3 separate regions of the Homo sapiens genome follow, and regions 2 and 3 are each linked to region 1. Evidence: read pairs that join two places in POLR2A ChIA-PET (ENCODE). Cell type or tissue: GM12878. All regions are shown on one strand.

Evidence for each region. ChIA-PET counts read pairs that join two places held together with the same protein. Peaks named below come from ENCODE experiments on the same cell type or tissue, not always from the same donor. Only the 100,000 strongest peaks of a DNase experiment are listed, where the experiment ranks them.
Region 2: POLR2A ChIA-PET joins it to region 1 with 7 read pairs; 1 of 35 experiments calls an interaction of 5 or more read pairs at or near these places.
Region 3: POLR2A ChIA-PET joins it to region 1 with 5 read pairs; 2 of 35 experiments call an interaction of 5 or more read pairs at or near these places.

Annotation. Positions count from the first base shown.
Region 1 is chr10:34,940,502-34,943,001 of GRCh38, forward strand. It overlaps the pseudogene RNU6-193P. Among named protein-coding and RNA genes, the nearest start is that of LINC02635, 31 kb to the right of the region's middle. In GM12878, no CTCF peak of the experiment used is centred here; a DNase peak (open chromatin) is centred at 1,220.
Region 2 is chr10:35,130,812-35,133,311 of GRCh38, forward strand. The region is part of intron 1 of CREM (cAMP responsive element modulator); the gene reads left to right. Among named protein-coding and RNA genes, the nearest start is that of CREM, 5.2 kb to the left of the region's middle. In GM12878, no CTCF peak of the experiment used is centred here; a DNase peak (open chromatin) is centred at 1,500; H3K4me3 peaks cover 2,385 bases; H3K27ac peaks cover 2,500 bases.
Region 3 is chr10:34,770,015-34,772,514 of GRCh38, forward strand. All of the region lies in intron 1 of PARD3 (par-3 family cell polarity regulator), which reads right to left. Among named protein-coding and RNA genes, the nearest start is that of PARD3, 44 kb to the right of the region's middle. In GM12878, no CTCF peak of the experiment used is centred here; no DNase peak of the experiment used is centred here.

The DNA.
Region 1 (2,500 bases):
TTCTTCAGCAGACGACTTGAAAGGAGCTTCCTGTCTGACTTCAGAGGCACTCCCAGCCAGGCGCAGCCCTGCCCTGGGCACAGACTCACTGCCCATCCTCACAGAGGCCCTTTCCTTCCGCACCAAGGGCACCTGCTCTGAAGCTGACCCCGCTGAAGGCTGGGGAACAATCACAGGTGTCGTCAGTCAGCATCCAGAAAAACGAGTCGGAGAGGAGAAAGGGCATGTAGGAAATGGAACCAGTCATTCTATTGTCTTTGACTTGGTACATTTTCCTCTGCCGCTACTCCCATCTTTTGTCTTTTGTGGTTTGTGATACTTTTCTCTTTGTCTCTCGGGAGGCCAAGTTGACTAAAATCATGAAATGGGGCTGGTCACATTGGCTCATGCCTGTAATCCCAGCGCTTTGGGAGACTGAGGTGGAAGGACCACTTGAGCCCAGGAGTTCGAAACCGTGATCATGCCATTGCACTCCAGCCAGGGTGACAGAGCCAGGTCCTGTCTCAAAAAAAAAAAAAAAAAAGAAAAAGAAAGAAATTCAATCTAGTCCAAGTCCCTTTCACATCATAGATGGGGACTCTTGGGGCCCAGGGAGGTTATCTCACTGCCTCAGTCACTGAGCCTGCTCGTAGAAGAACCGGGTGTAGATCCAGGCTCCTGCCTTCACAGCTTTATCTGATGCCCCAAACCTGAATAAACTCAGCAGGGAGCTGGCGGGCTGGTTCTTGAGGGGCTCAGAGGTCACTGCCTAGGTCTGGGGTCACTCCAATGCCAGGAGCGGCCTGTACCCTCAGCTCACTCAGGGGAACAATTGTGCCATTTATTTTATTTTATGTATTTATTTTTGGAGTGAGGCCTTCCTTTGGGTGGCATTTATTAGTAGCACTATTTATCCCGTGTCTACTGCATTGCATGATCTCAAGTGCTTTGCCTAGAGTTTCTCAGTTTTCACCCAAGCTCTGCAAAACTCTATCAGTTCTATTTGACACAGGAGGAAGTGTTAAGCAACAAGGTCAAGATCACACATTAGTGAGTGGGGAGGCTAAGAATGGAGCCCAGACGTGTCTCATTCCAAGCCTGTGATGGTTCCATACAGACACAGGCTCCACAAATTCACACTGTCTCAAGACTGAGTGTAGACAGTGGCCAGTGCAAATGCATTCATCTCCCTGGAAGGCATGTATAACCGTGTATAACCACACGACTTGTTTCAACCAGTCATCACAGCCTCTCCCCAGTGAGAAAACTCACTTGGAAATGCAAATTAAGATGGGAAAGTTACTTATTGAACATAAAGACAGAACAAAGGAAACCCCATATCCTTAGAGGAACCTATTATCAAAGCGATAGCCTAGTGAGACAGCAGCCTCCCTTGTGGGGCCGGCTCCCACCCCTGCCTAGCTGGTGGGAGGAGGTGTGTCAGCCTGCCCCGGTGACCGCTCTGACGTGGCGCATCACTGGAGTCACCTGGCAAACTCTTACCCTGACTCTGTCCTTTGTGACCACATTTTCACAGCTGTGATTCAGTCTCCCTTCCCCAGTAACATTTCAGAGGAGTCACAACTCAGGGCTCATTTTGCAGTGGGTACATTTTAAGGAGTCGCTTTTTTTGTTGTTTTGACAGAGCCTTGCTCTGTCGCCCAGGGTATTGTGCAATGGCGCAATCTGGACTCACTGCAACCTCCAAAGAAACCACTTCTTAATGGAATCTAGGGATGGTCCCTGCGCATCTCCAGACAATAGTTAGGCAGCATTACCTCTGGGAAAAGATTAGCTTTCTAAATCTCATTTACTGTAAATGCATTCAAGTACATGTCAAAGACTTCGGACCTTGCTTGACTGGAATCCCATAGCCAACAGGAAATCCAATTTCTGTAGGTCTGTAGTAGCCACTGTTTACTATTGACACCCAGAGTTATTGTTTGTCTCTTTTGTTTGCTTTCAATGATAGCATGTGCTTCTGTCACAACAAACAGCATTTAAGGGAAGACGCTCTCCTCCCAACCTTGACATCTGATCCTCAGTTACACACTGACATTTAGTTATTTTCAATTAAAAGTGACAAACTGTATTCCAAAAAGTGATTATGTGCCTCCAGGTCTACCACAGACTTTTTTGTTTGTTTGTTTGTTTGTTTTTTGTTTTTTGTTTTTTTGAGACGGAGTTTCGCTCTTGTTGCCCAGGCTGGAGTGCAATGGCGCGATCTTGGCTCACTGCAAACTCCACCTCCCTAGTTCAAGCTATTCTCCTGCCTCAGCCTCCCAAGTAGCTGGGATTACAGGCATGTACCACCATACCCTGCTAATTTCGTATTTTTAGTAGAGATGGGGTTTCTCCATGTTGGTCAGGCTGGTCTCGAACTCCTGACCTTAGGTGATCTGCCCACCTCGGCCTCCCAAAATGCTGGGATTACAGGTGTGAGCCACTGCGCCTGGCCCTACAGACATTTTTTTAGATGTTAAACTTCATGCTCACTTCGGCACCACATTTATTAAAATTG
Region 2 (2,500 bases), 190 kb after region 1:
AATGTTCGCAGAATGAAGTTGCCTAATATTTCTAAGAATGTATCCCCATTATTAAGTGAAGCATAACTAATTCAGTTATAGCAAGGTTTACAAAGTAAAATGATATCTATTTGCACATTTCATGACAGGCCTTCCTAGGAGTGATAGAGGAAATTACTGGCAACGTGTGTGTGAAGTAGTTTTTATAAGTAGAGGAAATGCATAGGCTATAAAACTATATGGTAGTTTTGCTTAAAGACTGCTTAAATAACCATCTCGTTGGTCAGGAAGGATGCTTACCTCTAAGAAAACCTTACTAGCAACTCATCCTCTTGTCAGACTTTTTTGAAGCCTCTCAGATCTCCACAAATGAGAAACATCTTTGTGCATGTTTTCTAAACAGTAGTATAACCAGGCCATTTAAATATCAAGATACTAATAAAATCCTGTGAACGTTTAAGAGTGGAGCTAATGTGATGCTAATATTTTCCCTGAGAATTTCACAAAATAAACTCAGTGTCTTTAAAGTTATCTTAGTAAAGGTTTTTTTTTGTGTGTTTTTTTAAACATAGCAGACTTAAATCATCCAACTTAGAATAGCAAAATAGCAGATAGTTTTGTTTATATTCTTAATCTCAATTTTTTTATTGATAGCACAAAAAATGATTTTTTTTTGGCTTAGAAATGTTTTTAACTGGAATTTATATCTTAGCACTGATTATGGTGAAAGTATCCACTTTGGAATTATGACAACTGTATCACACATAAAGACCCACATTACTGAATATGGGTGCTTGGAATGTTTTTACTCTTAAAATTTCTGGAGGAGTAAAATTAGGCATGTTTCTGCACTTAGAAAGATACAGGTTTTGTTCAGATGTGTAAGATAGGACCAATCTAGGTAAGTAAAATAATGGTAAAATTCTTTTTTCTGATCTTAAGCTAATTCAGGTAGTTTATCTCCTTTGTCAGATTTACTATCTAGTAGTTAATACATTTATACTTAATACGTAGATATGTGTTTTCAGATGTACTTAATGTGCAGTAAAGAAGCATGCTATTGAAAACAAAACAAAACAACCTTACAGTGATTCTAGTCAAGCAAGTAACTCCTTCAAAAGTTTAAAAATTTGGTTTCACATTGGCCGGGTGCGGTGGCTCACGCCTGTAATCCCAGTGCTTTGGGAGGCCGAGGCGGGCAAATCAGGAGACCAGCCTGACCAAACATGGTGAAACCCCGTCTCTACTAAAAATACAAAAATTAGCTGGGCATGGTGGCTCGCGCGTGTAATCCCAGCTACTCAGGAGACTGAGGCAGGAGAATCGCTTGAACCCGGGAGTTGGAGGTTGCAGTGAGCCGAGATCGTGCTACTGCACTCCATCCTGGGTGATAGAGCGAGACTTGAGTCTCAAAAAAAAAAAAAAAAGAAAAAAAAATTGGTTTCACATGAAGTGGTGGTGGCGGGGGAGGGAGGTGTTTGAAAGGATGGAGACAGGCCATGATTATTTGAATTTCACTTTTCATTTCCTCCTCAGCAGCCCATTCTGTAGTTCATTTACTGTGAAATGGCCAAAAGCAGGCAGCATGTGGGAAATGAATTGAAAAAGAGACACTTACTGAATAGCTAGTCCTTTAGTGATTTTAGTAAAGAGTTAAGATTACTTAAATAATAACAGGTGTCTCAGGCAATTAAATTGGAGTAGCCGTGAATCTATATTAGAGAGCCTCGTGAATTTATGTATAATTCATGTTTGAAATATTAAAGACATTTACAAGTGTTTGGAATATTTATTTACGAGTATCCCTCTTGGCTATTCTGTTTTTACATGAAAGCGTAAAGATTATTTTTTGAAAGTTACTGTTACTTTGCTTCATAAAGAGTATAAGACCAATGGTGTAATTTCATGGTACTGCTTTCTCCCATTGTTTTTCCTGTACTCATCTTCCCCTAAAATGCATAACCATAGTCTCATCCCCGTCAATTGCAGCTATATGGCTGTTTGGAATTATTTCTCTTATAACTAGTCCCACCTTCTCTTAATTTTTTAATCGACTTGGTTGAGAAGGACCAACTTTACAATATGAGCTTCATATTCTCCTTTATCTTTCAAACTTTATTGCTCTTGCTACTTAAATTACAGTTAACCTATGGATATCTACTTTTGCAAAGAACTAAAACCTTGCTTCATCACAGAACCAAATAAACAGATTGTATTTCTCTGTTCTCTTTCTCTTCCTGCTTCTGTAAAAGGTATGATACCTTTTGTTCCACATTCTTTTCTTTTTCTTTTGAGTATGCTAGTTGCAGTGCTTTCAGGTTTTCTTATTCTTTTTCTTTTTTAGCCTTTCTTTTAGAAACCATCTCAATAATGCATAATTTACAGTTTACATTTTTGGGTTTTTGAAAGTGGAGTAAGAACTTAGATTGTTTGGCAAGTGTCTTATAAAGAATTCTTAATTTAATATTTCCCGTAAGTCATAGTTATCTCCAATTGTAATATCTAGTCCAAAAGCAGATTT
Region 3 (2,500 bases), 170 kb before region 1:
GCTCAAAAATTTTCACTGGCTCCCAATGACTTCCTCAGTATTAGCGGATGGCCCTTCATCCAAGACCCTCCGGGACAGTCATTTCCTAGCCTTATCTTCTGCCTGCAGACCACATCACCCAGCCAAATGTTTCCTGCTCCTTAGACACAAGTCACCCTTCATGCTGTTTCAGTCACCATGCCCACACATCTGTCCTTCTATGAAGATCTAGTCAATGCCATCTCCTCCCAAAAGTCTTTCCTGGTTATGGCCAATCCATGATCATCTCACACCTTTGAACTGCAAAAGCACTTCTTACTGCTGATTAAAACTATCACTTTTTGCCTGGTATTCTAAGCATTCTTAAACGGAGATGACACCTCGAGCCCTCGGCTAGCCTGTAAACGCCTTGAGGGCAGCACCTCCAACCAAACACCCTGCACATAAAAGGGTTATCTGGATGTGATGAAGTAACTTGCTCCCAGACTTTTCATCCTAGAGGCCCTGAGGGTCAGGAAGAACTGTAAGTGAAAGGGAGCCATGGGCATTTCTGAGCAGGAAACTCTTGCGCTGGACCTGCATTCTGAGAAAATCAAGGTGTCCCGGCAGAGCAGAAAACGCTAGCCTTGCAGTCAAGACTCACCTGCCACTTACAAGGTATGTGGCCTTGGACAGATGACTCTCCCACCACGGACCACAGGAATCTAATCTAGAACTTTTGCTTTCAGAGTAAATTAGGAAAGGCAGATAAATTGTATCTTAAGTTCCAGTTTCCTAGGGGTATCACCTGCAATGATGTAGAGATTCCAAGACTCCAGACAGGGATGTGCCCTGTTCTCAGTTTCCATGACAGACCCGGAAAGGTGGGCAGCAAAGTGAGGCCATGGATTTGCCAGCCCTGGGCCCCGTGATCTTTAAGGTCTGACATCATTGGATTTGGAAAGGCTTTGAGATGCTCCTCTGGGAACTCAAAACCCTAAAAGTCTACAGGGTTGTTCTGCAACGGAGATGCAGAACTCCCTGTGATGGAAGACATAAAAGGGAAAGACGGAGAGACAAGAGGAAGGAGGGAAGGAAGAATACCAACCTAGTATTAAAATTGGTCACTTGAAAACATGCAAGCCCTGTGATTTTCATCAGGAAACTGCACAAAAAGTAAATTCATAATGTCTTTTAAAAGTTTGCATTCCTCTGATTAAAATGTTCTGGCTTTTGAAAGCAAATGGTGATGCTAAATGTGCTGGGCACAATGGTTACATCAGGAAGAAAGACGGTGCAGCTCAGAACGTGGCTCTGCCTGTCCCTGTGGTTTGACTCAACATTGCTCAGCCTCCCCTCTTCATCTGAGGTAACAGCAACAACTATGCCCCCCACACAGGATCACTGTGAGATTAAAGGGGTCCCACGTGTAGCATAGTGCCTGGCACATGGGGAGCAAAGAGTGAAGGAAGGCTGGCTACAGTTATTATCACCATCATCAAGATCATGACTATGTCATTAGCAGCATATTTCTGTCAGCGTGTTAATGCAAAACAATTTTTTAAAACAGAAAAGTTACACAAAACTGAGAAAGAAAAATGACGTCGGTCAGCCCGACCTAGTCTTACAAAATTACTTGCTGGCTTTTCTTTGGTGTCTGGTTTTGATGCCAGCCAAGGAACAGTTGTCACTAACTCTTTTCAATTTGGTGGTGTATCTTATGAAGCAAGAGGTGCTTAGACAAAGACACACACATGTTCAGGCTGGTATACAGAAAAGAACTGATCTGATAGAAATGAACATCCTGTGCTTTCAGGTAGAAACAAAGGAGTTTTTCAACAGAGTGAGCTCAGATCTTGTATTCTGGAGCTTCAGAGGAATACAGCAAGTTAAAATGACACTTTTTCCTAACAGCTCGCCAGGATAAGCCAATGAAGATGGGTCACACCTGGAAACAACTTCCATCAACCCCTGGCAGGGGTAAAAAGTCATTTGTGGATCCCTTTCACAAAGGTAAATACCAAGGAAGTTCTGCAGTCTGGAAGGTAGAGTGGCCTACATTCATCTCGCCCAACAAGCAGAATGCAAGATGCACCCCTCCAGGGGTTCCTGCTTTCACTCACAAATCCAGAATGCCCTGGTCAGTTCTATAGCAGAAAACCCAAGCTCACTGGGCGTGGTGGCTCACACCTGTAATCCCCGGACTTTGGGAGGCTGAGGCGGGTGGATCACTTGAGCTCAGGAGTTCGAGACCAGCCTGGCCAACATAGTGAAAGCCCGTCTCTACTAAAAATACAAAAAATTAGCAAGGCCCCCTGTAATCCCAGCTACTTCAGCCTGGGTGACAGAGCAAGACTCCATCTCAAAAACAAATAAAAAATAAAAGGACTTGCATTCCTCGAATAAAAGTTATTTTCTCATTATCAATTGTAAACCTGTTTTTAAATGTTGATACCAACTGACAATATCAAATGTAAGACAGTATCTTTAAATCAAAGTAAATACAAATGATCTAAAGCTTTAAAATGAGGAATACACGCCG